2 separate regions of the Homo sapiens genome follow, and region 2 is linked to region 1. A link is an interaction called in ENCODE POLR2A ChIA-PET data of the cell type or tissue named here. Cell type or tissue: CD4-positive, alpha-beta T cell. All regions are shown on one strand. Each heading gives the region's core, and the rest is flanking DNA. Links, peaks and the distances in the headings are about the cores only. Region 1 holds the start of MIR29B2CHG (MIR29B2 and MIR29C host gene). Region 2 holds the start of CD46 (CD46 molecule).

What was found. ChIA-PET counts read pairs that join two places held together with the same protein. Peaks named below come from ENCODE experiments on the same cell type or tissue, not always from the same donor. Only the 100,000 strongest peaks of a DNase experiment are listed, where the experiment ranks them.
Region 2: POLR2A ChIA-PET joins it to region 1 with 13 read pairs; 10 of 35 experiments call an interaction of 5 or more read pairs at or near these places.

The regions. Positions count from the first base shown.
Region 1 is chr1:207,821,049-207,826,421 of GRCh38, forward strand. It overlaps MIR29B2CHG (MIR29B2 and MIR29C host gene), which reads right to left and starts at 1,655. Exons shown (of 6, transcript NR_135299.1): 1 at 1,156-1,655. It overlaps LOC148696 (a long non-coding RNA gene), which reads left to right. Exons shown (of 1, transcript NR_026817.1): 1 at 1-1,548. RefSeq lists enhancers at 1,346-1,525, 3,296-3,345, 4,892-5,011 and a silencer at 1,666-1,845. In CD4-positive, alpha-beta T cell, for the core only: CTCF peaks have their summits at 3,086 and 3,304; DNase peaks (open chromatin) are centred at 1,803, 2,983 and 4,943; H3K4me3 peaks cover 3,902 bases; H3K27ac peaks cover 3,318 bases.
Region 2 is chr1:207,749,278-207,754,650 of GRCh38, forward strand. It overlaps CD46 (CD46 molecule), which reads left to right and starts at 2,777. Exons shown (of 13, transcript NM_172351.3): 1 at 2,777-3,032. The coding sequence starts at 2,936. RefSeq lists silencers at 2,618-2,727, 3,307-3,664 and an enhancer at 2,828-3,037. In CD4-positive, alpha-beta T cell, for the core only: no CTCF peak of the experiment used is centred there; a DNase peak (open chromatin) is centred at 2,734; H3K4me3 peaks cover 2,452 bases; H3K27ac peaks cover 1,416 bases.

The DNA.
Region 1 (5,373 bases), core at 230-5,229:
TCAGCTTTTCCGAACTACTCCAAGCACCAGGCTGATGAGGACATGGGAAACCCACGCTCTGGCAAAGCCGGGCCCAGGTGTTGAACCCCTACCCAGACGCCTTCCACCTGAATCCCCACCCAGGACTGTGTCCAAGGGTGGGACTAGGCGGCTCTGCCCCTAGAGCCACCTTCATTGCGGCAGCCACCACTGTGCCTGCCTCTGCTGTGCTTTTGCCCCCCCTTCCCCTCCTCCGTCATAGCCCCCGCCCCCCGCCCACTCTGCGGAACTGGCACAGCAGGACAGAAAAACCAACGCCACCATGTCGGAGACCAGCAGAAATGGCTCCAAAATGGCAGCTCATCAGAGGAGTCCAGAAAGATCATAAACCCACCCAGGGAAAAGAGGGGAAGCCAGTGACAAGGGGAGTAAACTGTCAAAACTACCTCCCAACCAAGCCCCCGATAATCATCACATCTTTTCCTTCAGAAACATCCTCTCAAAAATCAGATGGGACATGAGTGAAAGAAGGGTGCCACCCCCTCCACCAGAGAGGCCCTAGGGGCCATAGGTGGTATGGGGCACTCAGAAGGATGTTCTGTAGCCTCTTCCCCAAGATGAGGCTAGAAAACCACCACTTTTGTCCTCAAGCTTGGCTCCTGCCAGTAACTAGACAAGAGTTAGCCCTCCCAGGGATTGCAGTCCTTCACTGCTACCCAGTCAGACCCTCCCCAGCTCTATGGGCCCTGGGGAGCAAGAAGGTAGGGTTGCAAGGAAGGGCCGAGAAGGCGCGTGCCATGCCCTCAGTTATGTAATAAGAAGGGCGGTGCTCGTCCTAGGCCAGAGACCCAGGGCGCACTGCGCTTCCAGATGCGCAGTCACGGGTGGGGGCCACTGCGCATGGCGCAGGGCTTGGTAAACCCCCTCCCCACAAACGTGAGACCTGCGACAAAGACAGGTTAGAGAGCCGGGACCCTGATTTTTCGAGGCCTCCCTCCCCCAACCAAAGGCGGACAGCCTGCTGCCCTAGTTTTATTCTGATTCTCCTCATTCCCTAGACTGACAAACCTTTCTAACCCGGGGCCTCCAAACCTCCCGTCTCCCACTGACTTTTCTGGAAATCCCACCAGATGCGGAGTTTCGAGCAATTTCCTGGGGTCAGTCCCCCATCCTCACCTTTCCAAGCACCACGTAGTAGTAGCTTCCAGAAGGTAGATCTTTCCCATACTGGGCTCAGCTCACAACTGGCTCTTGAGGGCCTCTGGACAGCCCCGGACGTCAATGCAAATCTGTTGTCCCCAGGGAGTAGCCCAGAGTCAGCAGGAAGCCCAGGGTGGTGGCAGTATCAGCAGCAGCAGCTCTGCCCTACCTTGCCCATGCGTTTCCAGGGGAGCCAAGAATTATTTTGCCGCAACACTGAGGTGTGGCTGATTGGAAAATTCCCTTTTCCAACACCAAACTACAGAATAAATATTTTCTTCCAATTTGGTCAACCCTCTGCATACCCATCTCCCTAGCATTCTTCCCTCTAAATAAAAAGTTTTGGGAGCCCTGAGCTCTTCCTCCTTATAGTGCGTGAAATTTTAAAAGGCATAGGAAGAGGCTTCAACTGGGCAGTCAAAAGCAGGCATAGACACAGGAGCCTACGCACACCCCTAAAGAGATTTTAGAAAGCTGCTGGGCTTCTCCCCGCTCCCCTTTAAGCAAGTGAAATGCAAATTCAGATTTGATACCCTGCCCTGAGCCAATCAAAAAAAGCTTTTCACCTGCCATTGGCCCACCCACCAATCAGAGGAAGTGTCTGGAGGGAGAGCCCTCCCCTGGCCAATGGAAGGCCAGCTCAGTCACTTAGTTAATGATGCAGCAGTACAGGGAAGGCCATCACATGTGAACTGGAAGGGAGCCAACATGGAGACACAGAGAGCGCAAGGTAAACAACTTTCCAACGCCAAAAGGATGACATTTAATCTCTAAATGCTAGCTTCCCTTCTTAGCTCATCCTTAACCCCTCTCAGCTGGCCACAGAGACCCCAGGAGCCTCACTACCTGTCCCCATAGAGCTCCTAACCAGATGCAACAGTGACTGCGTCACCATTCCCCACTTTTCCCAACTACGCAGTGACAAACCTACCAGCTTTACCCCACTTCTCCCAGCCCACACCCCACCCTGGCCACTCGGCTCCCCACCAGCCTCAGAATCCCAGGGCCAGACCTTTCAATAAGGCAACCCCTGGGAAAAAACTGTCCCTCTGTCTTCCTTTCGGCACTTCTCACTCCCTTACCTTCCACATAAGACCTGCACGGACAGACAGATGGACGCTGACACCCAAACAACTTGGAGAACCAGTCTGTCTGTCCACTAGAAGGAAATAGGGTAAAAGCTGGGAGGTCAGGTGGGAAGCAGGGGATGGTTCACTCCTCTCACCTCTACCCTGGTCAGGCTTGAGCAGCTGACACTAGGGAAAAGAAATTAAAGTGGGAAAAAACCCTCCCTCAGAGAAATAAATAGCAAAAATCGAGAAAGAAGGTGAGAAAGACAGAGCACCCACATACACAGAGACAGCGCCCCTGATCCCAGCAAATACATACGTGGGGGAAGAAGGGGGTTACGCCATCAAGTCCTGAAGCCCGTCGGACCACCCATCGCCGCCTGCGCAGACCCAAATCTTGGTCCCGCCGTAAGGTGCCGCAGTCCCGAATGTTCCAGAATTTGGTCCCATCAAACCCTCCACCGTCGCCCCACAACCTCTTGCTCCCACCCCTGCCCCCCACCACCACCCCACCTCCTCCCCACGGGAACCGCCCGTGCCACCTTGCGTGTCATCTCCTAGCCTAGGCTACCCAGAGGCCTCTGGCCCTGACAGATCTCTGAACGCTCAGCAAGTGAGCTGGCAGAACCTGGTGCCCGGTGTTGCTATGACTTGTTTCTTGATTTCTCTCTCTCTCTCTGCTGCAGCACGGCTGTTGCTAGCAGACCTATCGACGGAGCTTGCTTGCTCGCTCGCTCTCTCACTCTCTCTCTCTCTCTCTCTCTCTCTCTCTCTCTCAGCTCTGTGACGCAGATCTAAATTCTCCAGTCTGCTCCTTGTGTTGCAAGAGCAGAACTGCAGCTTTTCCCCTGGAGAGCCGGAGGGCAGTGCCAAGGCTGGTCAAACAAGGCAAAAAAAGTTGGGCCTACACTCTGCTTCCTTGGCCACACTTTTCAGCTCACACCCTCCCACCTCACCCCTCCTGCACCTCACTGCTCTGGGGCATAGAGGTCCCTGTCCTTTCAGGCTCACTCCTTCCCTGAGGCCTTCTCAGGCATAAGAGTAGCTTAACTCTTTGAGTGGCAGCCCCCAGTGCCCAGACAGGGCTGCCCTGTACTAAATGTTGCAACATGTTTTCTTGAGCCATATGGGCTTCTCCAGCCCTGAGAAAAAATGTTCCTCACCCTGACCACTGTCCCATTAACTCTTTGTGCCACAGACAAGTCCAGGATTACAGTCATAGCTGATTTCTGTTGTTTTTTGCCTTTTTGGCCAAAAACCAGGACCTTTTTCTCCCTGGAATTTCTTAAGGACAAAAAGCGTAATTAAAACATTGCCTGCCTACCCCACACATGAGATCCTTCTATCAGGGCAGGAATTTGAAAAACCAAATTGAACTGCAGCCTGAAGAATCCAGAGTAAAACCAGTCTGGATATCCATCCTTCCTGGGCTCAAAATTTTAGGGCCTAGGTAAATACGTTCAATTACTTTTCAAGTAATTGGCCACACAGTCTCAGAGATTTGGGTTGCTGAGTCATTTGTTCCCAAGAAGATCTGACAACATGAAAAACAGCAAAACAGAGCAACAGCCAAGCCTGGACCTGAAGTGGCCAATGACTGGGTTCTCCTCTCCAGCATGGGCAGTCAAGCAAGATGAGCATCCACGAGCCGACCCCCAACCCCTCCACAATGTTCATGCATGGATGTCCACACTCCTGGAAACTCTTCCAGGAAGGGGTGGTCCACCAATGATCTAGAGATGGAGTGGGGTTGTTTTTGGATACTCACAGGTCTCCACTACAGCAAGCAAAGAGCCCCCAACATTTTCCTGCCCCTCCCCCCAGACGCAAAAATGCTTCCAAGAACAACTGAGATACTAAATCACTAGACCCTACATACCCAGATAGACCAAGGGAGTGTTGGGTTCCCACACTGCTACATCCAAAGAATGCAGAAAGGTTCCCGACAACCAGTTGTACCATATGAGCCTAGACTTGACCAGAAGTGAGTGAGATATTCAGGTCCTGGGTCAGGTAACTTATGAAGTCTATGACATCAAGAACCTTGCAACTTCCAGGAAGATGAATGAGAATGCGAGGCCAGGCAGCTACCTTATCCCATATCTGCTTCCCAGGCAGCCTTCTTCAAGCAACTACTCTGGGCCAAAGTTTCATCCGGCAGAAAGAAGGACCACTTGGAAGACAAGCATGGCACTACACAGTTTTAAAAGAAGACCAGAGTATCTGTGCCAGGCTCCCAGCAGGGGGGAAAGTGCTTCAAATTCACACCTTCTGGGCTCCAAGGTTGAGCATGCCAATAAAGAAGTTACCTACTGGTCTGATGACCAAAGGAACGTGGCCTTGATGGCACTAAAGCAAGTCCCCCAGAAAGGTCCTCTGGTTACTTAAATCCCATTTGCCGTAGTTTCCTTCTCCATGGAAGAAAAACATGCCTAAGTTCATGTCAGGACATTCCTGATTTATCCAAGAGCCCAGGATCAAATAAACAAAGGGCTCTGAGCTCTGCCAGGGAGCCTCCTCCTTCAGGAGGCAGAACTAGAGGGAAGTAGGCTTGGTACAGAGCTGGCCCATCACCCCATGAACTTGGTGAGTGACGTGGCTGCTCACTGCCATGGCGATGGGGATGTTACGGGTGGGTGGAAGTGAGAGAAGAGGCAAATAAGTCATGAGAGACGAAGCGAAAGCGAGGCAGGGTCACAGGAGGAACCTACAAAGCCACAGAATTTGTACAGAGGCCGACTGTAGTCTATGACCGCAGCAAAACTAAGCTGAGTCCCTGCAAAGATAAGTCCCCATCTCAGGGGTGCGGCATGAACCAACTATGACTCGCAAAAACCTATGACAACACTACGTTCAGCAAGGCTTTGTTTCCTTTCATTTTCCCTCTAAATCTTTTCCTTCCCATGACCCCGTTGGTACGGCTTTGATGACTGGAAGAACACTAGGGTTTTCGGTTTTGCTCCGGTTTGAATAAAATGACACAGACATACATGGAGTGGTTTTAAAGAGTGGAGAATTTAATAGGCAAGAAAGAAGGAAGAGGCTTTTCCTGTACAGAGACAGAGGGGGGCTTTAAGCCGAAAGAGGGAACCTTGAGTGCGGTGGAAAACAGCCAGTTATATGA
Region 2 (5,373 bases), core at 145-5,144, 72 kb before region 1:
GCTTTGGCTTCAAGTTCTACCCCTGTTAAGGCCTCAGGAAGTTCACTGTCGACACCCTCCCTTTGAACTCAGTCACTAAAATGATCTCAAGGCTAAGGGATAGACCACAGCTCCACTTCACAAGTAAGCTTGCAACACCTGATTTAGGAAAGTTTGCTGTGCAGACAGTTGTAGCTCATCCCTTTTACAGACCAATCTTGATTTGTTTCCTAGGGTTAAAATTATTTAAATCAAAATCTCTCAGAACTTTGTGGGCATTTGGTAAATTCATGCTGGGGGAGAACTGGCAGAGACATGTTAAATGCACTTGACCACAAGAACCATTTATTTCATCCAATATTTACCAGTTATTCATTGTACACCTACTATAGATTTTGGCACTGTAGATATGAGAAAATGCTATCCCTGACTCACGAAACTTATCCAAAAAGTAGAGAACAAGGCTCAGCCATTCAAATAAAGCCTCAGTTGAATCAAATAAAAATAAGTTTTAAATATTTAATGTGAAAGTCTTCGAGTATGTTAAGAATGGCTTAACTCAGGGATAGAAATTTTACTGATTGAAAGAAAATTTCAACAAAATACCAATCTTTGAATCTAATTTGACACCCGAAACTAGGCAATCAAACATTAGCACTATTTTTTCTTCTATAGTTTATAATAAAATTTCTCATGAGAAAAAAAGACATTTTTCTTCCAAGCCTGAAAATGGATGGAGAATTTTTAATATTTATTGTTGCTGAGAACAGTAAATAGACTATCCACTTTCACAAATGAAGGCTGGCTTTGAGCCACAGAACATATCTGTTATATCACTCTTTGACACCATATATTAACAGAAATAATAATTTTCCCGCATTGAGTTTCCTATTTACCATCTCTTTAATTATACCCGCTTTAATTGCTGTCATGGAGTGTTGAATTTTATAATCCAAGATACTAAGATGTTTATCTGATATACCACCTCCACACTTAATGTCTTATAATCTCTGCCAAGAATTTAAAAATTTTTGTTGGTCGGACAGGAAGAGGAAATTCCATGGTTTGGTGAACCCAGAAATTGTTCAGTACATCTCGGTTATAAAACTGTGTTAAATACACTTAAACTCTATAATTCTATAAGACCCATTTTAGGTTTATACACTGAGCATCCAGTTCCTCACCGTCCTCTCATAGGTTAACCCTGTGTAATACAAGTTCTGCTCCCATAATTCTATGAACAAAACAGCCCTTGATATATAGGTTTGATTTTTTAAATACATTTTCTTTACTTTATTCTAAATGTAACATAAGGTCAACATAGAAAACTGAAAAGCATAAGGAAAGTGAAATATCTGTAATCTTATCAACCATTGTTAATTTTGCTGTATTCCTAGTTTCTTTTTATACATATCAATATGGTACTTTTGTTTTAATAAAAGGACTGCCAAAAGGCACATGCCAGTTTGGACTCTGCTTTTTCCACTTACAATGATATCATAGTTTCTCATATTTGGTATTCTTTTGCAATATTTGCTGCATAGAATTCCATCACACAAAGGTAACTGCCAGAAATTCTTTATTACTTTTGCTAGACACTTAGGGTTTACATTTTTTCAAAAATTAATCACATCAGAGTTTTGATCACATCAGAGCTTTGATCACAGCTCTGATGATTTCTCTGGGAACTGAGAGCCTAACACAAGTCATGTCCACTTTAAGACTTTTAACATACTGAAAAGTTATGTTACAGAGTGCTGGTCCCCCTGCAACACGTTCACTCACATTGGCTGACGTTTTAATTCTTTGCCAATCTGAGGGGAAGAAATGTCAACTCTTTGTTTGCTCTTTTAATGTCAGTCATGTCCTTTTCCTTTTACCGGTCATTCCGGTTTACTCACAATCCTACAAATCAATCCTGCTCATTCTTAATTTTCCAGTATTGTTCCTCAGATTGTTTCACCAGAAAAGTTCTCCCCCTTATCCACTCTTCACCTAACAATTTCTACCCATCCGAATCCTTCTGCATTTATTGCTTCCAGGAATTTGGCACTTAGGACACCCTTGTCCTTACATTGTTCATGCATGTATATTTCGTCTTCAATAAAAAATTTAGTTGCTCAAGGGCAAGGGCCCCATAGAGTCTCAATATTCTAATTGCCTGGTGTTGCTTAATAAATTAGATTCGGAAGGGTCCCCTCCAGGGAGGGGAGCAAAGGGCAAATTACCTTAGGGGCTGGGAGTGCAGAAGCCAAACCTTTGAGATTGTGAAAACAAGACGGCCCCGAGACGATCCAGTAGCAGGCATTCAAGCAAGAAAAACTCAAATATTGTTCCCAATAATGCCTGACTAATGCCAAATACCAAGTAAGGGCCCAGGCAGTCCTGACAGCCTGCAGTGCCCCAGGATAAAACTAACCCTGAGGGGTGCTAGCCCACGGTGACCCCCTGTCTAGACTCTGGATCTCTATTTTTAGGTCGAAGTGCTTTATTCTTGACTCCCGAATTCCCGGAAACTATTACCAAAGCAGCTTAGTTTTCTCTCCACCCTGCCTGGGTCACAAATATGACGGCGAGCCAGTCCTTTCCCGCAGGACGCCTCAGGCTTCCGGGATGGTAGGCCAAGGGCTTAGCAAGAAAAAAGGCGGCCTCGGGGAACCTGTTCTGTTAGGTTCCGCCAGGGCCTCCCCCTGACCTCTCGAAGGCCAAGGGCTGCCCATGAACGCCGAGGCTCCGCCCCGCGGCCCGCCGATTGGCCCCAGCCGCCCTGGTGACTCGACGCACTTCCGCCCCGGGCGCGGCTCGGGCCACGCCCACCTGTCCTGCAGCACTGGATGCTTTGTGAGTTGGGGATTGTTGCGTCCCATATCTGGACCCAGAAGGGACTTCCCTGCTCGGCTGGCTCTCGGTTTCTCTGCTTTCCTCCGGAGAAATAACAGCGTCTTCCGCGCCGCGCATGGAGCCTCCCGGCCGCCGCGAGTGTCCCTTTCCTTCCTGGCGCTTTCCTGGGTTGCTTCTGGCGGCCATGGTGTTGCTGCTGTACTCCTTCTCCGGTAGGACCCCGGGGCGGGTTCGCGCGTCCGCGGCGAGACTAGAGCTCTCCTCAGTCGGGCAAGAGTCGCGGGGCGGGGCTCACAGCAGGCCGTGCCTGTTTGGGGACAGGGTTCTCTGAGGGGTGCAGTGCTCAGATCCCGGGGGTATGTGGCGGGGAATGCGGGGACCACGCAGAGCCCGAGGTGAAGCTTGTTTGGTGGCGTCGTGTGCGCGGCCAGCATTTACGCAGGATCTGGCTGCGTCCCTAAAAAAAGCGTGAATCGTGTTTTCGGGATTGAGCCAGTCGGCCAGGGGAGCGCGGACTGGGCGCCCTAGGTGAGGGCTTGTTCTGGAGTGCACAGGTGCGTGGGAGTGTTGCTAGGGCCCGTGCTGTGTCCGTGGTGAGAGTTTGCCCTGTGTTCCCTTGGTGCCTTGGTGAGTGGGGTGTTCATTAGGGCTTGGACAGTACCCGCGGTAAGGGTTGCAGTGCGTCTGCTGTGCCCCATGTGCTGGGCTGGGCGAGCAGGGGCCTGGCCAGGTGTTGCTGGGAGCGTGCTGTGCGTAAGTGGCCTGTGTGCAGAGTTCACTGTGGGCAAGACAGCTCAACTGTTTGCTTTGAATGGAGTGAGCGCGGACTCTGGGGCTAGGGAGGGCATGTTGAGTGAGAGCAGGCTCTCGGTGCCTGGGGTTAGAGAGGTGGTAAGGGCGCGCCATGCTTTTTGTGCCTTCTGTGAACAGTCTCCGTGTTACCTGAGCTCCTATTAGTTTGTAAATGGCTGCTTTTTTGGGGGGTGGGTGGGCCATCGAGTCTTCTTCCTGTTCCCAACCAATATAGATAGTATCTGATTCCATTGCCTAATGGCTTTTTGACATTGTTTTCCTTCTTTTCATTACTTTGAGTCATATTTGAGAGATGTGAAACAACCTAAAAAACAATGGTAGCCAAACCTAGTGAGAAATTAGTATCCTAACAAAGGAAGGCAGATAATGTTAATCTTGTTTTCCCCTGCAGCTCATAAGCTAAAGCTTAAGGCCTATCCCACTAAATTTATTTTGTATTTCATTGAATGGAATCAATACTTTTAAAAATGCATGCTAGGCCAGGCGCAGTGGCTCACGCCTGTGATCCCAGCGCTTTGGGAGGCCCAGGCGGGGTGATTGCCTGTGCCCAGGAGTTCAAGATCAACCTGGGCAACATGGCAAAACCTTGTCTCTACAAAAAAATACAAAAATTAGCTGGGCATGGTGGTTTATGCCCGTGGTCCCAGCTACTCTGGGGGCCGAGGTAGGAGATTCACTTGAGCCCAGGAGGTGAAGGCTGCAGTGAGCTGTGATCATGCCACTGCACTCCAGCCTAGATGACAGAGTGAGACCCTGTCAAAACAAAACAAACAAACAAAAAAAAAACCCGCTAAGAAATACATGCTTATTGTGCGATACGAACAGAATCAAAAGACAGCTATTTTTAATATTTTGGCATATTTGTTTCTGCCTTCATGTGCGCGTCATGTGTATCTATGTCCAAATTATATTTAGGATCCAATAACATGTATAGTTTCTACGTTGCATTTTTTTCCTTAGGAGCATTCATTCAACGAATATGGGTCTTGTATGTCTGGTGCTATTACACTGGTAGGCAATAACAAACCATTCCTATTTTCTTGATCCTTTTTTCACTATTTGTTTACACACACATTCATGCAGGAAGATAAGCAGGGACTTTGTTTTGCTCAATGATAAGTGCTCAGTGCCGGGAACACAGTAGATAACCAATAAATTATTTGCTAAAATGTATTGGGATTGGCAGACATTAAAATCCAAAACATAATAGTGACAAATAAATTATGAACCAAGGGAAGTGCTCTGGAGGCAAGCAGTATAATTTTCAGATATAAATCTGACAGCATTTAACAAATGATTGGAGAGAGGGAAGGCTTCTCTGCTCATCAAACAGACTTTGGGGCATCTGTGCTTGCTGTTCCCTCAGCCCAGGAACATTCTCCTCCTGACCTGCTGCAGAAACAGTCTCGCTCTTCTGCAAACTCAGCTGGAATGTTACACCCTCAGAGACCTTCTCTGATCACCCCACCTCGCGACCCCCCCATCTCAGGTTGAACACATACAACCCAGTTCAAGTCCCTCTTCACTTGTAATCACCCTTTTAAAATGACCTTTTCTGTTCTTTGTCTCACCCTGTCAGAATGCAGGGATCCTGTCTGTCTTGTCGCACTTGTGGTTCCAAAAGCCCGATTTGTTTACCTCTGTATCTGTTAAATACCAGAAAATTAAATATACTATTTGGCTGGGGCTTAGAGCCTAGGAAAAAGTTCCTCCTGCCTCCAAGAGGAAGGTTCTTTAAAG